2 separate regions of the Homo sapiens genome follow, and region 1 is linked to region 2. The links are chromatin contacts, found by Hi-C in ENCODE. All regions are on one chromosome and are shown on one strand. Each heading gives the region's core, a stretch centred on a gene start or an enhancer-like site at or near the end of the contact. The rest is flanking DNA. Distances are from core to core; before and after follow the strand shown.

Region 1 (3,134 bases), core at 573-3,072, 7.8 Mb after region 2:
CCTCTCACTTCCTGACCAATCAGAAATCCCCACACTTTAGCCCATTGCCCCTCCAGACTTCTTAAAAATGCCATCTCTAATCTCTTGGGGAGGTGGATTTGAGGATTGCTCTTGTCTCCTCATTTGGCTGCCACTTGATTATGGAACTCTTTATCTGCTGCAACTCCTATTCTTTCTGTTACCGCACAATGGACAATCGAACCTGATGGTCCTATAACAATCTTTCTTACAGAAATTGCTAGTACAGAAAGAATCCAGGTTCAAATAATCAAGGCAAATCTTTGGCGAATAATATTAAGTTTTGGTTAAAAAAAATCCCAGCTATGTCTTTTCTCAGTGTTAAGTATTATACATGTGTACATTTTGAGTTTGTTTCCTTACCGAGAATAATTAATCTGAACTTCCTAAATTTATAAAAGTTTACTATTGATAAGCTAATATTAACATTACATTGTTTAAGATCCTGAAAAATGTGAATTTGTTCAACAAAACTGAATCATTCTCACATTTAACAGTAATTGTTTCTTTGTGCCTTAAACTATTAATAATTTCTATGATCTGTAGATAACTTAAAACTTAGTATTAAATTGAGCTAATTAATGGATACTTCTTGGATGCCTAGATATGTTCTTGCATAATTTTATGTTTACATCGTTTTGCTTATTTTTATATGCTACAGAGACTACAACTCTGAGTCACAGTAATGATGTGTTCATGTTTGCCACTTGTCAGCGTGTGTAAAAATGGTTGTGGTGGCTTTATACAGTTGTGTTCTATCGCGCCTTTTGCAGCAACATGGATGCATCTGGAGGCCATGATCCTAAAAGAATTAACGCAGAAGCAGAAAACCAAATACATGTTCTCACTTGAAAGTGGGAGCTAAGCATTGGGCACACATGGACACAAAGGTGACATTAATAGACGCTGGGGACTACTAGAGTGGGGAGGGAGGCAGGGAGGGGCTGAAAAACTTGGGTACTATGCTCAGTATCTGGGTGACCAGCTCATTCGAATTCGAAACCTCATAGCCAGGTAACAAATACGCAGTGTACCCCCTAAATCTAAACGTTGGAATTATTTTTTAAAAGAAAGTTATGTTCCATGTATTTCTAAGCTTACTCTCCTAAAATGGTTGAATATTACAGTTCTCAATTATTTATCTCCATGTAGAAGGATGACAGGGACTGTGCGCTAGTGCCAGCCTCCGCTGAGAGCGCCAAGACATTACAGCAAGCGACGGTAGGAGAGCTTGTAACGTGAAGCACCACCACACCTCTGTACTTCAAACTTAACCACAGAGACCGACTCCCAAACCAGCAAGTGCGTAAGCGCCGCCGCGCTCACCACCCGCCCCGCCCCTTCCGCATGCTAATGCCTTCTTCCGGCAGCCTTAGTTTCTTCCAACCAGTGCAGCTCCCTGTTCCGCGAGCATACGTCATCGTTCTCGCTTTCCGGTAGCTAAGGCGATCAGCGGGACTTCCCACTGAGACGAGCGGATGTCATATTGTATCAGGGCGAACCTCTGAGGAGCGCTGGCTGCGCTTAGGCAACGGTGCGGCAGGCGCCGGGGTTTTCTGAAACAGAAACGTTTAGGGGTGGGGAAACGTGTTCCGAGGAACTCTCGTTTTGAAGTGCGACATACACCTGTCTTGCCCTGTTCCAAGATGGTGGCAGAGCTTCTCTGAGTCTCTCGCTTCCTCCAGTCCGTCGGAGAAGCGCTCTTTGATTGGCCAGTGGACAGCGCCGTGGCATGACGCGCTGGGGCGCTGGCCAATCGGTTGAGAGCTGAGCTGGACTTGGCGGTGGGAGCCGGAGCCTGCTTGTTGCAGCTGTGGGTGAGGACGGCTCTAGCTAGGTGAGCGGCTCCGGCCAGGTGAGCGGGGCGCATAGGTGACGGAGGGCCGAGGGCACGGGTATGAGTTTCTGCCGGGGGCGAGGTGAGCGGCTTCTGGGAGGAGGCCTTTTCTTGACAGTTTAGGGTAGCGGGGGAATGGATGATCCGGGAGTCCCCTGCGGATGTCGTCCCGCACCAGGCCGGGACCGATTTCTGGCTCCAGTTTCCCCAGAATTGCGGAGTGCGCACACCTGGAAGGACCCAAGTCCCGTTTTATAGTTGAGAAACTCAAGACTCAGACAAGTGAAACGACTTTTGCTTCATGACAGCTGGAACTGGAACCCAGGTCCTTGGACTCCCTTCAAGGATTAAACCTCACTTATTCTTACATACACATGGTCACTGTGTCCTGAGAAGTTACGAGTTGGCGCGATAAGGGTGGTTCAGATTTTTTGGCATATTCTCCTGTTATCTTTCCAGGCCTTTCATTCATTCACTAATTCATACTTTCAGTTATTTACCTCTTCAGATACCTTCCCCGATACTTTGGTAAAAGCTATGGACCCATCTCCCTAGAAAAACGGCATATTCCCTCATGCGCATAACTTCAGATGATTAGTGGACCTTCTATAGTCCCCTTGGATTATGTGTCCACTGCTAAGAATCCAGACCCTAGAAGGGTGAGGGAAACAGGCAGTAGGAAAAGGAGGGAGCAGGTCTTAGGCTGTACATGCTTGGAAACCATTAGATGGAGGCAGTAGCTTCTTTTTTTTTTTTTTTTTTTTTGAGATGGAGTCTCGCTCTGTCGCCCAGGCTGGAGTGCAGTGGCGTGATCTCGGCTCACTGCAACCAATGCCTCCCAAGGTCAAGCAGTCCTCCCTGCCGCAGCCTCCCGAGTAGCTGGGATTACAGGCACCTGCCACCACGCCCAGCTAATTTTTGTATTTTTAGTAGAGACGGGGTTTTGCCATGTTGGCCAGGCTGGTCTTGAATTCCTGACCTCAGGTCATCCACCGGCCTCGGTCGCCCAAAGTGCTGGGATTACAGGCGTGAGCCACCGCGCCCGGCCGCCAGTGCCTTTTAATAAAGAACGTTTTGAGAGAGAGACGGTTATTTAATGAAATCTGCTGACATACTTGCTGAGAGTTGTGATAGAACTTGCTTTCATTCCGACTTTAGTTATCCCTTTGCTTCCCATGAAGCTCCAGAGTGCTTCCTGTGCACACAGTGCTTCAGGTTCTTGCCGTTGCCAGAAATAAACAGATTTCTTAGAGTTTCAGTTGGAGCAAACATTGGAATT
Region 2 (3,158 bases), core at 23-2,522:
CGATGCGGTTGCGGTCGTTGCCGCGGCTGGCCTTGAGGTTGAAGGTGTTGCCCCCGATGACAGGCGTGGACCCTGAGCCGAAGCTGCAGGGCCCCCCGGCCGTGACGCGGGACTGATACTCCTTGAGGCACACTTTGAAGTATGTGTCACACTCGTCGCGGGTGCACTTGCGGTCTCCCGGGTTCCGGGCGCCGCCGCAGCAGTTCCCGTTCTGCAGCTCCCCGTTCACGTTCTGCATGGACAGGATCTCCAACTCGAACTGACCCGAGGCCCCACACACCTGCCGGCGAGGGAAGGAGGTAGGTCAGCGCGGGAGAAAGCTGTTTTCTTCGAGTATAGAGGTGGCGACTCCCTCCCACTCCCCGCCCCGACGAGCCCTCCTCGCCGAGTGAAAATAATTTTGCGAAACTACGTTCAAGGACTCAACATGATTCCGGGGCAAAAAAAAAAAAAAATGCACGAGTGCGGAAGAAATCCGACGACTTCCCGGGGGGCAACAGCGGAGCGAACGCGCCCCTGTCCGGCCTGGAGGGGTCACCCTCAGGAGGCAGGGGCTCCCGTGGGGGAGTTGGCGCGCTCAGCCCAGGTGCAGCCGCTCGGGCGCAGGGGCGAGGAGTCGGGCGCTCGAGGGCTGCCGAGCCTGCTCGCGGGGCTCAACCGCCCAGGGCGCCGCGAGGGGAGGGAGAGGACGGCTGGGAGGGAGGCCCGGAGAAGGGCTCCTACCTTGGCTCGCAGGGCACAGAGCAGGGCGAGCAGGAGGCTTAGGGGGCGCCCGGACCGGCCGCGCGTCCGTGGGGAACGCATCGCTGCGCCGCGCGCCGCGGGCACTCGGGACGCCGCCGCTGCTGTTCGCGCTGGTGCTGCCGCCGGTGCTGCCGTCGCCGCTGCCCCTGCGGCCGCCGCGTCCCGGCTCTAATATACTCCGCCGATTGGAGCATGCACGACTGGAAAACAACACCACTTTTCAAAAGCCCTTTCAAGAGCGGCCCGTTCCAGAAGGCAAAGAGCCCGGCCTCCTTTTATTATTCTGATCGCTTCTTTGAGACGCTCCCCCTCCTCTTCCACCTCCCGGCTTTCTTTCCTTCTCTCGCGCTCCCCTTCTTTTATTATTATGATTATGCGCAGCCTTTTATTCCCTTTTAGATCAGCTGCATGGAAAAAGGGGGGAGGGAGGGGAGAAAAAAAAAAACCAGCCTAGCTCGCGGGCCGGCCGCAGGTAACACAATGACGCGTGCCCGCCCGGCTCTCGGAGAAGGACCCGGAGAGCCCGTCTGGCAGCAGCGGCCGGGGCTGGCCACCTCTACCCAGCACGCCGGGCAGGGCGCATGCGCGCTTATTAATATTCATGAGAGGGCGTGCTCACCCTGGGCACGCCCCTCCCCTTCACGTTGCTGGGGAGGGGGTAGTGCGAGGAGGAACTTGGAAGGGGTTGGGGGCAGCGGGATGCTCAGGGCGGCGTAGAAGAACCAGGGCCCCACACCAACCCCCGCCCTCGGGAGCTTCGGGCCAGGAGGGAAGGGAGAGTGCGGGGAGGTACTTGGAAGGGATCGTTGCTCAGGGACGCCTGGAGGCCCCCAGCGGGGACCGCCCCCTCGGGCGCCCCGGGCCGTGCGCCTTTGCCCGCGCGTCGGGGCCCCAGGTGTAGGCGCCGCGGCGCTGACTGAGCGGTCGGAGCGGGGCAGCTTCCGCCTTCCGAACCGCCTGCGTCAGCTGCGGCTTTCGCCCCGGGAGGAGGGCCTGCCTGCCCGCCGGGAGTTCGGCCCGCTTCCCGCGAGCGAGCCGCCCAGAGCGCTCTGCTGGCGGCAGAGGCGGCGGCGAGGCTGGCGCGCTTGCCGCCGTCTGCTCGCCCCGCGGAGGCGACCTGGGCAGACGCTGCTGGGAACTTTGAAAAACTTTCCTGGAGCCAGGCTTGCCGCAGATTCGAGGGGAAGCCTCGGCCGCGTCCCACCCCCTCCCAAATCCGAGTCTGCGGAGCCTGGGAGGGCTCCCAGCTTCCTATCCAAACCGCGCCGGGGCAGAGGCGCGGGGAAACCGGGGGTAGAAGGCGGCGGGCACGCCGGGGCCCTGTTCAGGCTTTGGGAAGGGCCGGCGGAGATGCTGGTGGGCTTGGACGCCCTCCCCGGCCCGACGCCCCGGCCGCAGTGCCGGGATTGCACCTGTAGGCGGCCTCCGAGCAGCTCTCTGGGTGGCAAGAGATGGGCCTGGGAGGGACCGTGTCCCCAGCACCGCCAGCCGCGGAACTTGCCTTCTCTGGGGTGGCAGTGGAAACCGATACTGTTTTCCACCTTGAGGCAAGCCTCGCAATTAACAGCTACACTCCTGGTCATAATCAAGGTCGAAGAAAGCCCGTGGGCTGGCCGTAGCCTCTGCTAACCCCTCTCCCACGGGCTTGCTGTTGCATTTGAGGGGACCTTTATATGGAAACATCGACTTCCTTTGAAGGGTGGACAAAGTTTTGGCCCTAATAGTAGGTATGTCCTGCAGAAAAGCGTGACTATTCAGCGGCCGGTTTGGGGCTTGAGTTCTCCTGGGTGTGGGGCGTGATGGGCTGGCAATAGGTCAAGGGAAAATAGTTTCCAACATGCTGAGTTATGAGCATAAAAGGGTGGGTATTTGTGGTTATCTACTTATTGCATTTGATGGGAGGCTCAGTATGAACAATATTTTCAGTGCCAAATCTCATCATTCTGAGGAATAAACTAGGGCAGCTAACTGACCTCTTTACATAGGTTCAAAGCTACCAAGGATGGTTAGGAGTCTTGGCATTTTAACAGCCTAAGAAATGCTCCTAAGAAAAGTGCTTACTTAGTGGTAATGTGTCCCATCTTGAGCACTGGCGGGAGAATCCATGTTTTGGAAGGGAGGTTTCTAAGAACAGAGCAAGTTTACAGCTGGTCATGTTAGCAGCTGGGGTAGGCAGCGACAACCTGGGTGTTTCAATGTGCCCCAGCCTCCCTTTCCCCAATTATCCTAAATCAAGGCAACCAGTTGTCAACTGTAATCCCATCTACACTTTTCTCACTGAGGTTTCCATCAACACCAGTCTCCCCACTTATCTGTCCCGTTCTAATTTCTACTCCCAAGTATCCCTGAGTTTGGGTGCTAAATAACGGTTTAAAAGTAAAATGGGCCGCGAGCTGTGGGTCACGCCTGCAATC

What was found. A loop is a pair of places that touch in the nucleus more often than their neighbours do. Pooled maps may share reads with other maps.
Region 1: a map of naive thymus-derived CD4-positive, alpha-beta T cell shows a loop between it and region 2 (25-fold over the local background). The contact joins the promoter of SEC23B here to the promoter of JAG1 in region 2. A Hi-C loop is called at or near these places in 1 of 168 maps with a recorded cell type or tissue (naive thymus-derived CD4-positive, alpha-beta T cell), 1 of 37 single-sample maps with no recorded cell type and 5 of 50 pooled maps.

What each region holds. Positions count from the first base shown.
Region 1 is chr20:18,506,118-18,509,251 of GRCh38, forward strand. SEC23B (SEC23 homolog B, COPII component) reads left to right here and starts at 1,823. Exons shown (of 20, transcript NM_006363.6): 1 at 1,823-1,855. RefSeq lists enhancers at 1,364-1,693, 2,044-2,093.
Region 2 is chr20:10,672,727-10,675,884 of GRCh38, forward strand. JAG1 (jagged canonical Notch ligand 1) reads right to left here and starts at 1,273. Exons shown (of 26, transcript NM_000214.3): 1 at 724-1,273; 2 at 1-280. The coding sequence starts at 804. RefSeq lists a silencer at 1,496-1,895.